2 separate regions of the Homo sapiens genome follow, and region 2 is linked to region 1. A link is an interaction called in ENCODE POLR2A ChIA-PET data of the cell type or tissue named here. Cell type or tissue: PC-9. All regions are shown on one strand. Each heading gives the region's core, and the rest is flanking DNA. Links, peaks and the distances in the headings are about the cores only. Region 1 overlaps LOC124901131 (a long non-coding RNA gene). Region 2 overlaps SPDL1 (spindle apparatus coiled-coil protein 1).

Region 1 (4,401 bases), core at 164-4,163:
CCCAGAGATGCTGATACCGAACCAGGAACAGAACCTTTCCCAGGAAGGCATATATTTTAGTAGAAAGCCAAGTTCTCAACTGGCTTGAGCCAATGCAGTGGGCCTGGGGAAGTTAATGTCTAGGATATGTTAGGCCTCCCATTCCAATGAGATTCCCAGGGGCTTCTATGGACTTGTTGATATGTGGATCTTTATGATCTTATTTCTTTAAAGTTCACTTCTTGGCAAAAAGCCCTGGGAACAATGAAGAATTGGGCTCCTTCATGGAGCTGAGAGGGTGTGCCTGTAGAAAGGGTACAGAGAATTGTGTTCCATGATTTTGCAATTTCATGAGCCTCTCTGTTATTGTTTTTCTTTGTATCAAGGAGGGAAAGACTCAAATCTGTAAATGGTTATATGCAGAAAAAGGCTAGCTTGCAAAAAGGCCTGGCCAGAGCTTTTGTTATGTTGAGAACTCTGGATGGATAGGTTGCCATGTGAGCAATTCAGAAGGGGTCTCTCAGTGGGACAAGCTGGGTCAGCGTGGGCTGCAGAGGTGGGGGCCTAGGCCTGATGGTGAGGTGCACTGCCCGACATGCAGAAGCTGAAGTTGCAAGGAGCTCCAGCTTATTGACATTTACTAGCTTGGCCAAGTCCAACGGTGACCTTTTGCATTTGCACCAGCGTGTTCCATCCAGCTCAGACTGCCTGGTAGTTTTATCCTTCCAAGGGAATTCTTTGGCTTGCCTGAAAAGGAAATCAATTGTTGGAGGGGCAGGCTTCTGGACAGATTTATTTTAAGCTTTATTGTAATAGACTACGGTAGATAATAGTTGCAATAATATTGATAATACTCAGTTTTCTTTCACATATATCACCCAGGGGTAAAAAGAAGCATTCTAAAAACTACCTTGAGGTTCTTGGTCTGTTGCCTTTGTCACAGGGAGGTATTGCTTTGCCAGTCATCTTGGTTTCCTCTTTACATTTGAGTCAATAAGACAAGAGGAGTATAACTCTGAAGGCTCCTCCATCCTCCTCCTTGTTTCTGTCACAAGGCCTGAGTCACCCACTGCAGAAACAAGAAGCAAAGGCCACACAAATCCATACTATATGTTTCCAAAAGGTGAGATGGAAGGAAGTTTCTAGCGGATACCTTTAGATCAGTTTTCCTACCTTAAGACTAAAGGCGGTTGGGTTGAGGAAAAACGAGGGAGACCCCACAGTTAGAGAATGATGAACTAGGAGCTTCCAGCACAGCAGAAACTACTCATTACCAGAGTTAAATAGCAGCCAAGGTAGCACACATTTATCTTTGTCACTGTCACCCAGTGAGAATGACCAATCATCAGCCAGATAGTCCCCATAATCAAGTAATACTTGTGCTTAAGATGTTGCCTGGCCTCCATTCAAGCACCCCATGCAGACAACCCTTGTTTAATGGGCTTCCAGGATTCTCATGTATCCTGAAGAGAAGGGTGGACACTGCACTCTTAGAGGCCAGCTTCTGGCATGAGAGGGAAGCCTCTGCATTCTCACTAAGGTGGGACTAGATGGAGCCAAACCTGGAATTCTGACTGAGCTTGGTCAGAGGTGAAACTCCCTGTCAGAGTTGTGAGTGTTTTTTTGGCATCTGCTCTCCCTGTCTCAACAGCACGAGGTGTCTGAAAAGAATCCCAAACAGTGTGCAGGAACTTCAGGTTCAGTGCTGATTCACCAGTGACCAGTCTGTACCTTGGGGAAGTCCTCCCAGAGCTTTCCTTGGGTATCAGCTGTTTCAAGTAAAAATAACAGGCTAAGTGAGTTCCATAAGGTTTGGGGCTAGATCACCTGCTATCTCACTGCCTACCTTATGGCCTTGGGCAAGCTGACCCTCACCTCTTTGAACTTCAGTTCCTTATCTATGCATGGAGGATTTAAATATATACCTCAGATAATAAAATCGGACATGCGTGAGACAGTCATTTCCAACCCTGGCTTCATATTGGAATCATCTGGGAAGCTTTAAAATACACCAATGAAAATTATCAAGAATTCCATCACTGCGGGCCAACCACTGTTGATAATTTGATGCATTTTCTTCAAGTTATTTTTCCACCATGCTTATGCTCAGCAATTAACTTAATCAACAGCTATTTATCACTATTGATTGCATATCCACTATGTACCAACCACTGTTCTGGGTGCCACACTAGGTTACTACAGTGAGCATGACAAATGTGATGATAATTTTGCATTCTGCCTTTCCCACTCAACGTTTTACTTTGAGTGTATTATCCTACCTTGTTGAATATTCTTGCAAATCCAGGGTTGTTAGTGACTAGATTATAGTCTACTTCATGCTTATACCATGATATAACTGCTGCTGAACATTTATATTATTTCTCATAACTATTCAGATCTTTTAAAATTTTAAAACATTTTATTGCAGAAATATTGAAACATTATTTCTGCTCCTCCACTGGCTGACTACTTCTACCTTCTGCCAAACTAGGGGTAAAACTCAGCCACTTCTCCCAAAACACGCATCCCCCATATCCACACAGGCCCTCTCTGCTGCCCTCGGATTTTTACCAGAGCTTCAGCTTTGGAGTGAGGCCTCTTTCTGCACCTTCTGTCCACATCCCTGCTTAATTTTTCTCCATAGCACTTGTGTCATCCTATATATTTAAATTTTATTTATAATTTGTAAGCAGAGTTGTTTCCTACTTGGATCTCTTTACTATTGTATCCCCAGTGCCTGGACCAGGGATTTGCTGCATGAATAAGTAACACTTATCACAGCCCATTCCCAGTGGAGATGGGAAGGAGGGAACTACAGAGCCTAATTTCAGAACAAAGTTAAGGTGCAAAATCTCTTCTACTCTTGACTGTCCTGTCACCAGATTTGTCCTGGGACATGGAACTACAAGAAGCCATTCTCTAATGCCTTGCTCCAGGGAGCTGGGAGCTGGATTTCCTGTATCAGTATTGGTGCCGCTCTTTCTTCAGAAAGTTTGACCCTGAAGTTATCCACAGTGATTGGTCCAGTTCAATATCTATGAATATAAGCAACTCCCAAGAATTAAATGGTTCTGAGCAGACACAAAGGCATGGGCTCACAATGTCAGCTATTTGCAGGAGATGTTGACTCTCAGCCGTGTGGAGGCCTTTGTGTTTTTAGCTCATGGGTCCATGGGAAAAGTGTCAGCTGCCTGTAGCCCAGGTGAAAAGATGACTGGTATTCCCTATACCTGAGTCAGACAGCTTTGGGGGACCCTTTGTTATTTGTGTTCAGAATGGCAGACAGATCAATGAAATTCATTTTCAATCCCTAAGCCTTGTTAAACTGTAGCTACGGTCCAGCCTAGGGCTGAGGCATTGAGTGAAATAGCCTAAAGACAGGAAAAGGGCAGGGAAGGAAACCAGCAGTTATGACATATCTGCCAGAGCCGGCATCTGATTTATTTATTTGTTTATAATTTTTTTCTAAAATAGAACTCAAGATAAATAATACACACACAGGGTTAAAAAAATCAAATAATGTAAAGGACTTAAAATTGAAAGTCATCCTTCCACAGACAGCTATGAGTCATTTCTTCAGTCTCTTAGTTTTCCCCACCCAAAGGCACCACTTTTAGCAGTATTTGTGCATTCTCTTCAAAAATGTGTGTATGCATACACGTTTAAATACATGGCAGTATACTATACCCACTTTTCTGCACCATGTTTTTTCACTTAATATATCTTAGCAAATGTTCCATAGCAGATCAAATAGATCTTAATTTTTAAATGCTTCATCATATCTATTATTTGACTGAACTATAATTTTTTACCAACTCCCTCCTGTAGATTTTAGATGTTTACAATTTTTGCTATTAAAAAATTGCTGTGATAAACATCCATATATTTCTATGTTAAATAATCTTCTTAAATTGATTATTTAAAAATTTACTCATCTGCATAAAGAACTAAAGAAATATAGAAAAGCACAAAGAAAACAATAACATTAATGTAGAGATAGCCATCATTAATATTTTAGTATGTTTCCTTTGTTTTCTTGGTAGTTTACTTTTATATTAATATTAATAAAACAGTGCAATTCTTTATTCTTTACTTCACTTAAACGTATTGTGAGAATTTTCCTGTATCATTAAACAGTCTTCAAAAGCAACACTTTAGAACACGAGAAAATTATCTATCCTATGGCTAGACTGATTTATTTAAGAATAAATATTTTAGGACCTACTGTTGGATGTTCTGATAGTTTCTGTTTTTATTTTTTGTTTGTATATGCAGTGCTTCAATATACATGTTTGTACATAAATAATTTTCTGAGTTTCTACTTCCTGAGGGTTTGACATAAGAAGCATATAAACTTCCCGTTAGTTCCTTAATATGAACTACTAACTTGCTTTCTCCTCCTTTTAGGCATAATGTAAAATT
Region 2 (4,401 bases), core at 277-4,276, 170 kb before region 1:
CTCAGGAAATGAGGCAGCACAGTCTGGAAACCCTTAGAAATAAAATTCACAGCTGTTGTTCATTAAACACTCATTTGCCAAGTAGCAGGTTAAGTATTTTACTACACTTTCATTTAACTGTAGGACAATTCTAAGAGGGGGTTCTATCATCTTCACTTAATAGATGAGGTACTGTTGCTTTCAAAGTTAAAATACTTGTCCAAGGTCACAGAGCTAGCAAGTGACAAAACTATGATTCAAACCCAAATCCACCTAACTCCCAAATTTAATCATTAACCTTTCCCATTTCTTTGGCAAAGCCCATGATTCTGAATAAAAGGAAGGAAGCCTTTCCAGATTCCAATTACTACCTCAGTAGAGTGAGGCACAATGGATGAGGGATCAGGATTCTAAGGACTGTTACAATACTGAAATCTTTCTAATTCCCACATGTTTTTCTGCTACCTCTTATTTGGCTAGAATGACAACCAACAAAACCCGTAAAATTAAAAGGGTCTATGTGCTTGACTTGAGGAGCTACAAGGAAAGGGAACCCTGAATAATCCAAATTTCACTCCATAATAAGCCTTGGTGAAAGAGCAGAGGAATGGTGAGGCAGCGAGTTTCAGCTGAAGTAGGAACCCTAGGGCTATGCTTGGAAAGACATCAGGCCAAGAATAAGAAATAAATACTTTTCTTTCTTCTACTCCACAAAGAAAGATTTAAGTCAAAGCTAGTGAGTAACCATTAAAACAAACAATAATCATTGCTAAATATACTATTACTAAATATTTATTCCAAGATTTTTAAACTATAAATGAATCTTTTAATTTCAAAATTGATTTTTTGAAATCATGCAGTTCTAGAAACAACTATATAAGTACACTCCTTGCAGAAAAAGCTAGTTTCTTTGATGTATTCATACATGTAATGCTGACACAAAATTTGTTTAATAAACCTTTGATAGTGAAAGTTCTATACCTTCATTCTCTGCATCTGTTCTCTGTTAAATACATTTTGCTTCTTTAGTGACTGATACTTGACTTTCATACTGATGAGCTGACGTTCCATTGCTGCCCTTCGATCTTCCACCTACAAAATATTAACATGCTTAATTGTTCTGGTAGTAAATGAAAATACCAATTTAGTAGTTAGGATACTTATAAGTACCTCTGCAAACAAAGAGTTGCCTTTACTATTGGGATCCAAGGCTTGCTGGAGTGCCTGGTCCAACTGTACCTGAAGATCTTGATTTGCTACACGAGCTTTCTAAATTCAAAAGAAAACAATTTAGGCAACAGAGATTACATTAGCAAGAAAATAAGTTATGATAAATTGGAAAACATGATGTTACTGTAATCATAGTACCTCTAGGGCATTATAGTAAGAAACTGCTTCTTTCTCTCGCTCCTCTTTTTCCTCTTTAAGCCGGTCTACCTGGCGCATTAGGTTAGTAATAAGAAGTTCTAGCTGTTCTTGTCTGTATTGTAGTTCATTCACTTCTTCTTTGAGGGTGGTCTATTTAACAGGAATTGAAAAGGAGGAAATTCTCTTGAATAATCTTTCATTTGGCAGCTGCTCAGTTTATCTCAGTTGTGGTTCACATCCAAAATTAAAACTAAAGAACCAGTCAAAAGTTGTCAGGTACATTCTAAAATAATAGAAATTACTATTACTGTTAAATTTTTCAACAAGGAAACAAATGGCTTTAGAGACTGCCCTTTTTCCTCTATCAATTTCAGGCTTTAATTTTTAATTAACCTTAGCTTTCAATGAAAAAACCAAGTTCACATGCATTTCAACTTCCACTGAGCCAACGTTTTACACTGGGCTCTTACGATAAAATCTGGGATCAGAGTATATGCCTCTAAATTCTTCCAGACGTTTCATTAATCTAAGAGAAAGGCTGCCTTACATAATCATATAGTCTAAAGCTATATTATGAATGAAGTCATCCACCTAAAAAAAACCCATTTTTTAATTAGTTAGATGCAAGTTAGGTCAAAAAATGTTTCAGCCTTCAAACTAGCTCTTAAGAATTATTACCAAAACATGTAAAAATATGCCAGAAAAAAAAAGAGAAAACCCTGAGAAACACATGCCATAAAAATTACCTTCATACTCTCCATTTCTGTCAGCTCAATTTGAAGAGCCAGCATCTCTGAAGACATGCTTTCCTGCACACGTTCAGACATTACGCGCAGTTCCTCTGATTTACAAGAGAGGAGTTCCTTCTGATGATCTACTTGGTGCTTCAGCTGCTTTTCACTAAGCCTGGCTTCATCTAATTCCACTTTCAGTTTTTCTATCTAAAGCCAAAAAAAAAAAAGTCATAAATTGAAAGTTATTTTCTTTCTAAAAACAATCACTGATTGAACTGATTGAACCAAACTTACTGAATGATGATACTATTGGAGTTTCCTATTTGCCCAAGGTTAGGCATCTTTTAACAGCTAGTGACACACCTTGTTTAATAAACATAGAAATAATCCATGAGTAATCGGGGTGGGTCTGGATGCCTCAGAAGCAATCTGGAGGCACTATGATGCGGACCACTTGGCTACTGTGTGAAGAATGACTGGCATGAAGAGAAACAATGGAAGCAAGCAACCTGGTCAGAAGGCTACAGCAGTAGTCCAGGAAAGAGATGATGAAGGTCTGGATTGGAGTGGCAGTAGCGTCATAGATGTTTTGTAGGTCAAGTTCTTAGAACTTGATGAATTAAATGTGAAAAATAAGAGAAGAAAAGGTATTAAAAAAATCCAAATTTTGGCATAAGTGATTTGAGAAAATCAGTAAAACAAAATATTTCACTAATGTACTCTTTGCTCCACCAAAAAAAAAAAAAAAAAAAAAAGCCATCTCTATAATTAGCCTTACCTCAGTCCTGAATACTCCCTTTATTACTCTTTTTTGTTTAGGTGATGAAAACTATTGCAAAAATAAAAATAACAACCAGAGGGGGAAGAAAGCACATCATTATCAGTCATTAGGGCCTCAAATCCGACTAGTTTCAGACAAGCTGGATGATATTATCTGTCAGAGTGGTATGCAAGATGATTATATATTACATGAAGGTATATTTAGATAGCTATGTTTGTTTTAGTGTATACTGGGAAAAAATAAGCAAGCTTAAATATGTAATTTTGGCCAGGCGCAGTGGCTCAGGCCTGTAATCCCAGCACTTTGCGAGGCTGAAGTGGGCGGATCACGAGGTCAGGAGTTAGAGACCAGCCTGACCAACATGGTGAAACCCTGTCTCTATTAAAATACAAAAATTAGCTGGGCGTGGTGGCGCACACCTGTAATCCCAGCCACTTAGGAGCCTGAGGCAGGAGAATCGTTTGAACCCGGGAGGCAGAGGTTGCAGGTGAGCCGAGATCATGCCACTGCACTCCAGCCTGGGCGACAGTGTGAGACTCTGCCTCAAAAAAAAAAAAAAAAAAAAGGAAAAAAAAATACTTTCATTGATGTTTCTTAAAATCAGTAAACATTAAAAGAGAGTCAATGAGAAATTAAGTAATAGTATAGGTGGTATACAGAAAAAGAAAAATCTTAGAGGCTGCTATACAAGAAGCTGAAAATTGGGTAACAGACTTCTGAGAAAGGAGGACAAAAGTCAGGCAAGTTTTGGTAGACAGTGTCTGGAAAAGTCAGAGTATAGACTATACACAAAGCAGATCCATGATAAAAAGTTCTGGATTCCTCAGAAGCAACCTGAAAGCACTGGCTAGCTGGGAAAAGGGAAAACCACTGACCAATCATTTATCTTGCGTTTATGTTTGAAATGGAGCCAGTGTAACATGCTGTTAGACTATGTAGTGATTCAGTAACACAGCCTTTGGAGTCAGACAGCCTCAGTTCAAACCTAGATGGAGAATTTCTAGTTCTTGAATTGTGTCCAATTTACTCAGTCTGTCTAAACACTGGCTCTTTCATCTGGTATATGGAAATGATAATGGTACCTTTCCACAATATTATTGTAAGAACTGGAGCACATGTATTAGTTTATCCTCAGTAAACAAACTATAAAGTGTCATTTGTAATGCACATTAACTAGTAAGAAACTACTGGTCTGTTTTACAGAATTACAAAGCATACCACTGACTGCAGGGAAGGCTAGGAGACGAGGCTTTCTGCAAGGGGCTGCTGTACCCACTATCAGCAAGGAGGCCATGCTAGTCACTAAACTAAACCTTCACAAATATCCAGCAACCAAAATTAAATAATTGTATTTAATTAATAGGATATAATTTATACAAGTCCCTTAGACAAACTCTTGTATCTCAGTGTTCCCACCCCCAATATTAAGATAATGAAGACTTAGATCTTGGCTATTTTGCAAAGCTGACACTTAAGAAAATCTTTATCATCTAAAGTTTACAGATGGCTGCATAAATATGGAATATTTTGTGCTGAAAT

The links. ChIA-PET counts read pairs that join two places held together with the same protein. Peaks named below come from ENCODE experiments on the same cell type or tissue, not always from the same donor. Only the 100,000 strongest peaks of a DNase experiment are listed, where the experiment ranks them.
Region 2: POLR2A ChIA-PET joins it to region 1 with 6 read pairs; 3 of 35 experiments call an interaction of 5 or more read pairs at or near these places.

What each region holds. Positions count from the first base shown.
Region 1 is chr5:169,421,030-169,425,430 of GRCh38, reverse strand. LOC124901131 (a long non-coding RNA gene) reads left to right here. Exons shown (of 2, transcript XR_007059043.1): 2 at 4,387-4,401. Among named protein-coding and RNA genes, the nearest start is that of SLIT3, 120 kb to the right of the region's middle. In PC-9, for the core only: no CTCF peak of the experiment used is centred there; no DNase peak of the experiment used is centred there.
Region 2 is chr5:169,591,241-169,595,641 of GRCh38, reverse strand. SPDL1 (spindle apparatus coiled-coil protein 1) reads right to left here. Exons shown (of 12, transcript NM_017785.5): 4 at 2,094-2,288; 5 at 1,348-1,497; 6 at 1,150-1,248; 7 at 961-1,071. Among named protein-coding and RNA genes, the nearest start is that of SPDL1, 9.7 kb to the right of the region's middle. In PC-9, for the core only: no CTCF peak of the experiment used is centred there; a DNase peak (open chromatin) is centred at 2,531; H3K27ac peaks cover 732 bases.